Linked DNA regions of Homo sapiens: region 2 is linked to region 1. A link is a loop called in an ENCODE intact Hi-C map of the cell type or tissue named here. Cell type or tissue: heart right ventricle. All regions are shown on one strand. Each heading gives the region's core, and the rest is flanking DNA. Links, peaks and the distances in the headings are about the cores only.

What was found. Peaks named below come from ENCODE experiments on the same cell type or tissue, not always from the same donor. Only the 100,000 strongest peaks of a DNase experiment are listed, where the experiment ranks them.
Region 2: a loop joins it to region 1, with 2.4 times the contacts of the local background. A loop is called at or near these places in 3 of 110 quality-filtered maps.

Annotation. Positions count from the first base shown.
Region 1 is chr2:163,742,970-163,747,374 of GRCh38, forward strand. No RefSeq gene overlaps it. Among named protein-coding and RNA genes, the nearest start is that of FIGN, 9.2 kb to the left of the region's middle. In heart right ventricle, for the core only: no CTCF peak of the experiment used is centred there; no DNase peak of the experiment used is centred there.
Region 2 is chr2:163,493,235-163,497,639 of GRCh38, forward strand. No RefSeq gene overlaps it. Among named protein-coding and RNA genes, the nearest start is that of FIGN, 240 kb to the right of the region's middle. In heart right ventricle, for the core only: no CTCF peak of the experiment used is centred there; no DNase peak of the experiment used is centred there; H3K27ac peaks cover 557 bases.

The DNA of each region.
Region 1 (4,405 bases), core at 198-4,197:
ATAATATTTTAATATTGAATTGAAAATGTATTTCATACAATATGCATGTGCAGACTTTCCATTTTACATAAAGCAATATGCAAGCACCTGTTTGTATCTATGGAGAGTGTTCAATGTATCAGATGAGTACATTCACAAATCATTTAAGTTGAGCTTTTCAAGTGATGTGAGCCACTGATGCAAACTTGCTAATGATAATTATAGAACTGATGCTGATTTAGTCATTTCAAAAAAGCCACGGAGGCATAATTAGTGTCTGAATGGCCTCAATATTGCATTATTAGGAGGCTAGGGTGAAACTTGAAATGAGAACATCAAGGCTGATAACAGAAAAGAAAACATGAAATACATACATAATTCATTCTGAGATATTATAAAGGTTTATAACTAGAAACAATAATTTGCAGAAAGCATCTCATGTACTGGAGCCAACTGCAATCATTTGGTCAACCTGTTAAAGATCAAATAGTATATTCTTAGCTATTCTCAGTGGTGTCTTTGTAATAAAGTAGCAGCAAACAGACACTGTTTGCTTCTGGTCACTTTTAAAGAATGTTCAGTTTATCAGTAGGGACTTTAATCTCAACCTTAATAGAGTACAAAAGCAGCCTTGTACCTGTGCTTCTCTCCTTAAGGCCACAAGCCATGCGGGTTTTTTTATTATTATTATTTAAAACAAGAAAAATAAAATTCTCCTTTTGAGAACACTAAATACTGTGTTTTTTTCCAAGAAAGTAATATCCATTCACTTTCTCTTTTTTGATGCTTTTCTTCTCTCCTTCTTGCTGATACATAGATGCTCCACCACAGTTCACAGCCATCACAGGAGTGAAGACATCCACAATATATTTGAAGGATCCCCTGCCTTGGACCCCTGCCAGGTCTACCATTATCAAGTGACCTGATGTTGGTTGACTTGAGCCTTATAACTGAAAAGTTCTCCTTTTTTGTACTCTTTCCTATTAGTTGGCAACAGATAGGAATAATGACTCTCAACCTAAATTAAACAAACAAATAGATTGCAGTGTTAGGCGTCCATCCTCATTAGCATAGGTTTACAGGTAATCAGAAAAAGGCATATTTAAGTACAATCTGTCTGCTATCTAACATGCCCTGCTGAACAGAAAACCAAATACTATATGTAGTCAGTTATAAGTAGGAGCTAAACATGGGGAACTCATGGACATAAATATGGCAATAATAGATGCAGGGGACTATAAGAGGAGGAGGACGGGAAAGGGGCAAGGTTGAAAAACTAAATGTTAGGGACTATGCTCACTACCTGGGTGACAGCATCATTTGTATCCCAAACCTCAGCATCATGAAATATAACCATGTAACAAACCTGCACATGTAGCTCCTGAATCTAAAATGAAAGTTGAAATTATGAAATAAATAAATAAAAATAAGTGCCCTGCTTCGAGTGTGTTTATTATTATCATTTCCAAAAGTGACAAGGTCTGGGCTGTATCACCTCTGAGAAATCTGGCTGCACTTTCTAAATATTATCTTTTTTTTTTTTCCATGTGGAGTCATACGCACAGGTGTCATACTCACAACAATCAGATTTCCAACTATCTGGGTAAAGAGAGGTGAAGAGAGCCTCAGGTATTGAGAAAGGCAGTTATACAGGTACAGAAAAATAAATCCCTAGATCCACACAGAATTACCAAGTGGATCAACTGTGTTTTAGGAGTCCATACTATATTGTGATCTCCCAAGTATCACAGCCAATTAATTTTTAAAAACCAAGTTAATTTATTTACTACTGTTTCTCCACCTCCCCAAAACAACTGGTAAACACCAAATGTTAATTATGTCCTTTGTAAACCAAGAGGCAGTGACTTGCAGTCCCATAGTGAGACTGGTGGAAACACCAGAAGGTTGGATTTGTTTTGTTTCATTTTGTATTTTCTGGTCAGAAGATATGACAAGAAGTAACACAATTCTTTTTCATTTCCATACTCATAAATGCAGTAGCCAAATTCGTGGCTTTCATTAAGGATGCTTTTGGTTGCAAGTAAGAGAAGGAGAAACTAACAGTAGCTCAAGAACTAAGGGGTTTATTTATCTCTCAATAAAAATATAAGGGTAGGGAAGTTCCTGGGTTTCTTTTCTACTATCTTGAATATTTTGGTGATTTTTACTCCACATTATGGGTGCAACAGCTTCAAACATCACATGAGACAAGACTACATCCAATGGAAGAAGAGGAGTGTTGTCTTGCTCTATGTCTCTTTTTTTGTAAGGGAAACCATTATCCAGAAGCCATCAGGGGATTTATTCTCACCCTTGTTGGGTCACATTTTTAAACTGTGATGGCAAGGGGAGTGAGACCACCAAGACTGGCCTGATGAATACTGGGAAAGGGATCACCTATTAGTAAGCACACAAATATATTTGACGAAAGAAGGGACAGAGGTGGTGGAAGTGGTAGTGGTGGAGTTTGCAGAATGGCTGTGTAGAATCATTATTATGCATAATACCAGGAATTCCATTTTTGCCATGGTTGTTGTGAATGTTACCCTCTGGAATTGTTGCACCACACCATGAAAATGATTGTACCATTCGACTTGCATCTGAGTAACAAATAGAGCCTATCAGAATACTCATAATACTTTTTAGCCCACTGTCTAGCTCTGAGCTTTTTTAATAATCTAATTTATATCTTAATTTTGAGAACCTACTTTGCATGTTTCTGTGGCTCATAGCATAGCTATGAGCCCATCATTTCAGAAGCAATCAGGACCTTGGGATGTGGAAACTATTACTCTCAAAATTGATTAAAGTGTTTAAATGCTTCCAATTTAAGCAAATCATAGAGACTCTGGCCACATATAATAGTAAAATAAATATTTCAACATAAACTTTCAAAAAATTAAAATAATAAATCATTTGAACTGGCATATATGGTAGACACAATAATGAATGACTAAATGAATGAATGGAGTTAAGTCTACCTGAAGAAGAAACAGCTAAAGAGGAAAAAGCAAGGTATTTCCTGATACTCCAGCTAGCCATTTTTAGCTCCTTGGAGATAAGAAATAATATTTTAAAATGCAGCAGAAAGGATATGGTATAGGCAATGTTGCACCAGAAAAGAACTGAAATATTGGGCCATGTTACCAGGCTCAGTTATTGATTCTGGAAATTTTAAATAAAGACTTAACTTTACCTGTGATGATACTGAACTTAAACTTATAAAATGTCACATCACTGTATTGATAAGACAGTGATAAAAAATTATGGCAGCTTTCACTTCAAATCATTTTTATAGGGCCATTGCCAATGTTTACCTTCTAGAAGGAAAGGACGAAGAGGAGGAGGTACGGGAGGAGAGTCATATAAATCATGAATAATTTAAAATGTATGTATAGAAACATGGCTTCAACTTTAATAAACATCTACCTATAAATATTGTTTTAAAAATAGAAATCATTCTTTTAATTACCATAACTATACTGCTTAAAGCTACACAGTTGCACAGCATGCTCATGTCAGCCCTTGTTTAATGAAGGCTATTTGTACCTCTTCTGACAGAGCAATAACTTTCTTTCCTTATTCTCCCTTCCATCTATCACAGAAGCATCCTTGATGTTTGCCATAGTTAAACATGCATTATATCTACTCTTGTCATTATAATATTGTCTATATTGTTGGCTATGTGTCACAATGAATAGAGTATCTGAGGACAAAAAAATATAAACACCAACTTTAGCTCTCCAGCAGCTGTTAGTAGTCAAAACAGAAACCTAGATAGTTCAAGGTCCTCTCAGTTTTTTTTTTTTTTAGTTCTCAGTCTTCTTTGGAGACACATTCAGTTAATTTTGGAATCTCCTCTTACCATTCTTTTCTTTTGATGGGTACTCTAGATCCTGTTTTTGACAAGAAGGCTTGTGGTTCACAGCCATATTCTGTCTTCACTGAGGTGTAACTCACTTGGCTCAGGCATGGCGCTTGAACTTCTGTCTCAGATACATGTGCAGTAGGTATCCATGGTCCTACCATGTGGGTCTTCAGCTTGTATGATCCAAAATGCATCCAGTCAGCGTGTCCCGTGGATACGAATGCATGTTTATCCTAGTCCAATGAAATTCTTTCAGCCTTTCTGCATCCCTCTTAGGAGCTTCATAATCTTTTGGATATTTTTCCACACCATGCTCGGTGTCTGACCTCAGAGAATCTGTCATCAGATCTAATCCTGAAGGCATCTTACTAACTCATTGTTTCTATTCCCAAGTGGCATTATAATTAACACAGGCTTCTTTAAAAAGAGAGGATGGGGAAGAGGGCAACCCATACTTATGGCTAAGCCTTATTCTTCCCCTCTCCTTTGTGTCCAAGTCTCTCCTTCCACCACTGTCTCCTATTTGTTTTCATAACTCCAATCTGAATGAGATTTTTT
Region 2 (4,405 bases), core at 105-4,104, 250 kb before region 1:
ATGACTAATAAGCACTTTAGTGCAAATTCATTTAGATTCTACCCTCCCTCCATTTTGCGAGGTAAAATGAAAGAGATTTTTTTCAGCCTAACTCCCACTGCCCATTAAAGTTGTGTATATAAATAAGCCAGGTTATCTTTTTCCTTGTGAGAAATGCTGTTTTATCTAACAGTCGCTTTCCTAGGAGTTCAGTACTCCACTGCTCTAAATTAGGACACTTTATCTTAAGGCTTCATAATCTTACGAGACTATAATTGGAAAGTTTATAAAAATAAAATCCTGCTTTGTAAGCTTGGCAGCTGAGATAGAAGGAGGGAATGAGAAGGGCTACAGCAGAATTACACCATCACTGCTACCCTGACTCCGCTTGACAGAGCCGTTTAATATTTTGACAAGACAAAATATAAAGCAGCATTTTATTCTGTAGAGACTTCACTAGACACAAGCATGGAAGTGCTTGTGATCAATAAAGTTTGTGGTGGAGAGTGATTTATTTACAGCAGGGTATTATGTAGAGAAAGAGCTGTGATATTTCCACAGGCTTTGACGGCATAATGGGCCCCTCTCAATCCTTACATGGAAGGGTTAGATTGTCATGGTTGCTCAGGCAGTATTCAAAACGTTATCTGATGAGCCTTAAAGACTTCAGAACGAGACAGATGATTAGTTACCCTAAACGATCCTCATCATGCAGAAATTGATGATTTAATATAGTCAATGACAGACGATTCCATTTGTACTAGATAAAGTGTCTGCGGTTTGTATCAATCATAATAGAGTTATTATTGAGCATAAAAGAAAAGCATGTTTAATATCATTAATTCCAGATATGTCGCTTTCCACATCTGGCATTCATCCATAGACCAGAACCACTCCAGGCTATCATTCCTGCCTCTGTGCTGGCGACTCCAGTGTTTTTTGTAATTTCAAAATGTTTTTCAGCACCTCCAGCTAGGCGCAATAACAGTTTACAGATTACCTATGTCATCACATTTTGACAAACTTCTCAATCTGATGTGACCTTCATCTTCAGCCATCTGCTTGCCTTTGTTTCTGCTCTTTTTTGATAAACCTTCACAGCTTAAAGCTGTAGTAGTTTGTTCCACACGCTGTACTTCTAGGTCAACATTTCACCTGTGTAAATCCAGAAACACAGACTGCAGTGTAAAGATGGTGACCTGGGTTCAGGTCCCCAGGTACCTGACCCACCCTCACCCCCTTAGTTATATTTTTCATCATTCATGTCAAATGCATTTTGATTGTATGGAGGGGGAAGCACACGATCAGAAAAGAGAAGGCATAAGTGGGCACTGGAATGAGGAAAGGGGGAGAAAGAATAATCAGTGAAGCTGAAAAGTTGGGAAAAGCAGGGGGAAATGTAATTTCTGTATTTTTCTTATCTGCAAACAATGTAACAATGGGAGAGGCACATAAATAAGAAGGAAGCAGAGTCCCTAACTTTCTTTTAGGTAACATTATAGTTACCTAAAATAAATATTGTTTCTTCTTTATTTTGAAAACTATATGTTGAAACAACCAAAAATGTCCAAACATCAAATATTGTGTATCAAATTTTTAGAAAAGAAAAAAAACTCATTCAGAAAGAAAACGTCTCTCCTATTTAAATTACTTTTACTAACAACTGCACTCTAGGTTGCAAAACACTTCTTTTTAAAAAAAAAATAATCGATTTGGAGACAATTTTTAAATGTATTTGATATGATTTCGCTCTGTGTCCCTACCCAAATCTCACCTTGAATTCTAATAATCCCCACATGTCAAGGGTGGGATCAGGCAAAGATAATTGAATCATCGGCAGTTTCCTCCATGCTGTTCTCTTAATAGTGAGTGAGTTCTCACAAGAACTAATGGTTTTATAAGGGGTTTCCCCCTTTGCCTGGCTTTCATTCTCTCTCCTGCCACCCTGTGAAGAGATGCCTTCTGCCATGATTATAAGTTTCCTGAGGTCTCCTTGGCCATGCAGAACTGCGAGTCAATTAAACCTGTTTTCTTTATAAATTACCCAGTCTCAGGTATTTCTTCATAGCAGCATAATGGACTAATACAGTTTTTATTTAACAAATATTTATTGTGTACCTACTATGTGCTGACACTATTTAAGCACTGAGAATACATCAGTGAACAAAGCAGACAAAAATTCCTGTCCTCATAATGCTTACATTATTATACTGATTACTAATGTAAAAGAAATTGTTAGAAGTTAGACAGTTATAAACAGAACACCTAAAAAATTAAAGACAACCAGCACAAAACAAGGTTGCCCTCTCTTACCACTCCTATTCAACATAGTATTGGAAGTTCTGGCCAGGGCAATCAGCAAGAGAAAGAAATAAGGGTATTCAAATGGGAAGAGAGGAAGTCAAACCATCTGTTTGCAGATGACATGATCCTATATCTAGAAAACCCCATCATCTCAGCTTAAATGCAAATTAAGCTGATAAGCAACTTCAGCAAAGTCTCAGGATACAAAATCAATCTGCAAAAATTAGAAGCATTCCTATACACCAACAATAAACAAGCAAAGAGCCAAATCATAAATGAACTTCCATTCACAATTGCTAGAAAGAGAATAAAATACCTAGGAATACAGCTAACAAGGGAAGTGAAGGACCTCTTCAAAGAGAACTACAAACCACTGGTCAAGGAAATCAAAGAGGACACAAACAAATGGAAAAACATTCCATGCTCATAGATAGAAATAACCAACACCGTGAAAATTGCCATACTGCCCAAAGTAATTTGTAGATTCAATGCTATTACCATTAAACTACCATTGACAGTCTTCATAGAATTAGAAAACACTACTTTAGAATTCATGTAGAACCAAAAAAAGAACCTGTATAGCCAAGACAATCCTAAACAAAGCTTGAGGCATCAGGCTACCCGACTTCAAACTGTACTACAAGCCTACAGTAACCAAAACAGCATGATACTGGTATAAAAACAGACACATAGACCAATGCAACAGAATAGAGATCTCAGAAATAAGACCACACATCTACAACCATCTGATCTTTGACCCACCTGACAAAAACAAGCAATGGGAAAATGATTCCCTATTTAATAAACGATGCTGGTAAAACTGGCTAGCCATACGCAGAACATTGAAACTGGACCATTCCCTTACACCTTATACAAAATTTAACTCAAGATGGATTAAAGACTTAAATTTAAAACAGAAAAGTATAAAAACCCTAGAAGAAAATCTAGGCAATACCATTCAGGATATGGGCACAGGTAAAGGTTTCATGATGAAAATGTCAAAAGCAACTGCAACAAAAGGAAGAATTGACAAATGGGATCTAATTACATTAAATAGCTTCTGCACAGTAAAAGAAACGATCGTCAGAGTGAACAGACATTCTACAGAATGGGAGAACATTTTTGCAATCTATACAACTGACAAAGGTCTAATATCCAGAATCTACAAGGAACTTAAACAAATTTACAAAAAAAAAAAAAAAAATTTAAAAGTGGGCAAAGGACATGAAGAGACACTTCTCAAGAAGACATTTATGTGACCAAAAACATATGAAAAAAAGCTCAACATCACTGATCATTAGATAAATGCAAATTAAAATCACAGTGATTTGCCATCTCATGCCAGTCAGAATGGTGATTATTAAAAAGTCAAAAAACAACGGATGCTGGCAAGGCTGTGGAGAAGTAGGAATGCTTTCACACTATCGGTGGGAGTGTAAATTAGTTCACCATTGTGGAAGACAGTGTTGTACTTCCTCAAAGACTTAGAACCAGAAATACCATTTGACCCAGCAATCCCATTACTGCATATACACCCAAAGGAATATATATCATTCTATTATAAAAATACATGCATGCATATGTTCACTGCAGCACTATTCCCAATAGCAAAGACATGAGATCAACCCACATGCCTTTCAATCATAGGCTGGATTTTAAAAAGAAAATGTGTCACATATACACCATGGAATACTATGCAGCCATAAAAAGGAGAAAGATCATGTCCTTTGCAGGAACATGGATGGAGCTGGAAGCCATTATCCTCAGCAAACTAATGCAGGAACAGAAAACCAAACACTGCATGTTCTCACTTATAAGTGGGAGCTGAACAATTAGAACACATGGACACAGAAAAGGGAACAACAGATTGGCTGGCAAGATCTCTGAATAGGAGCAGCTCTAGTCTGCAGCTCCCATCAAGATCAACCCAGAAGGCAAGTGATCTCTGCATTTCCAACTAAGGTACCCAGCTCATCTCACTGGGACTGGCCAGAGAGTGGGTGCAGCCAAAGGGCGAGCCAAAGCAGGGTGGAGCGTCACCTCACTCAGGAAGCGCAAGGGGTCAGGGAACTCCCTCCCCTAGCCAAGGGAAGCTGTGAAGAACTGTGCCACGAGGAACAGT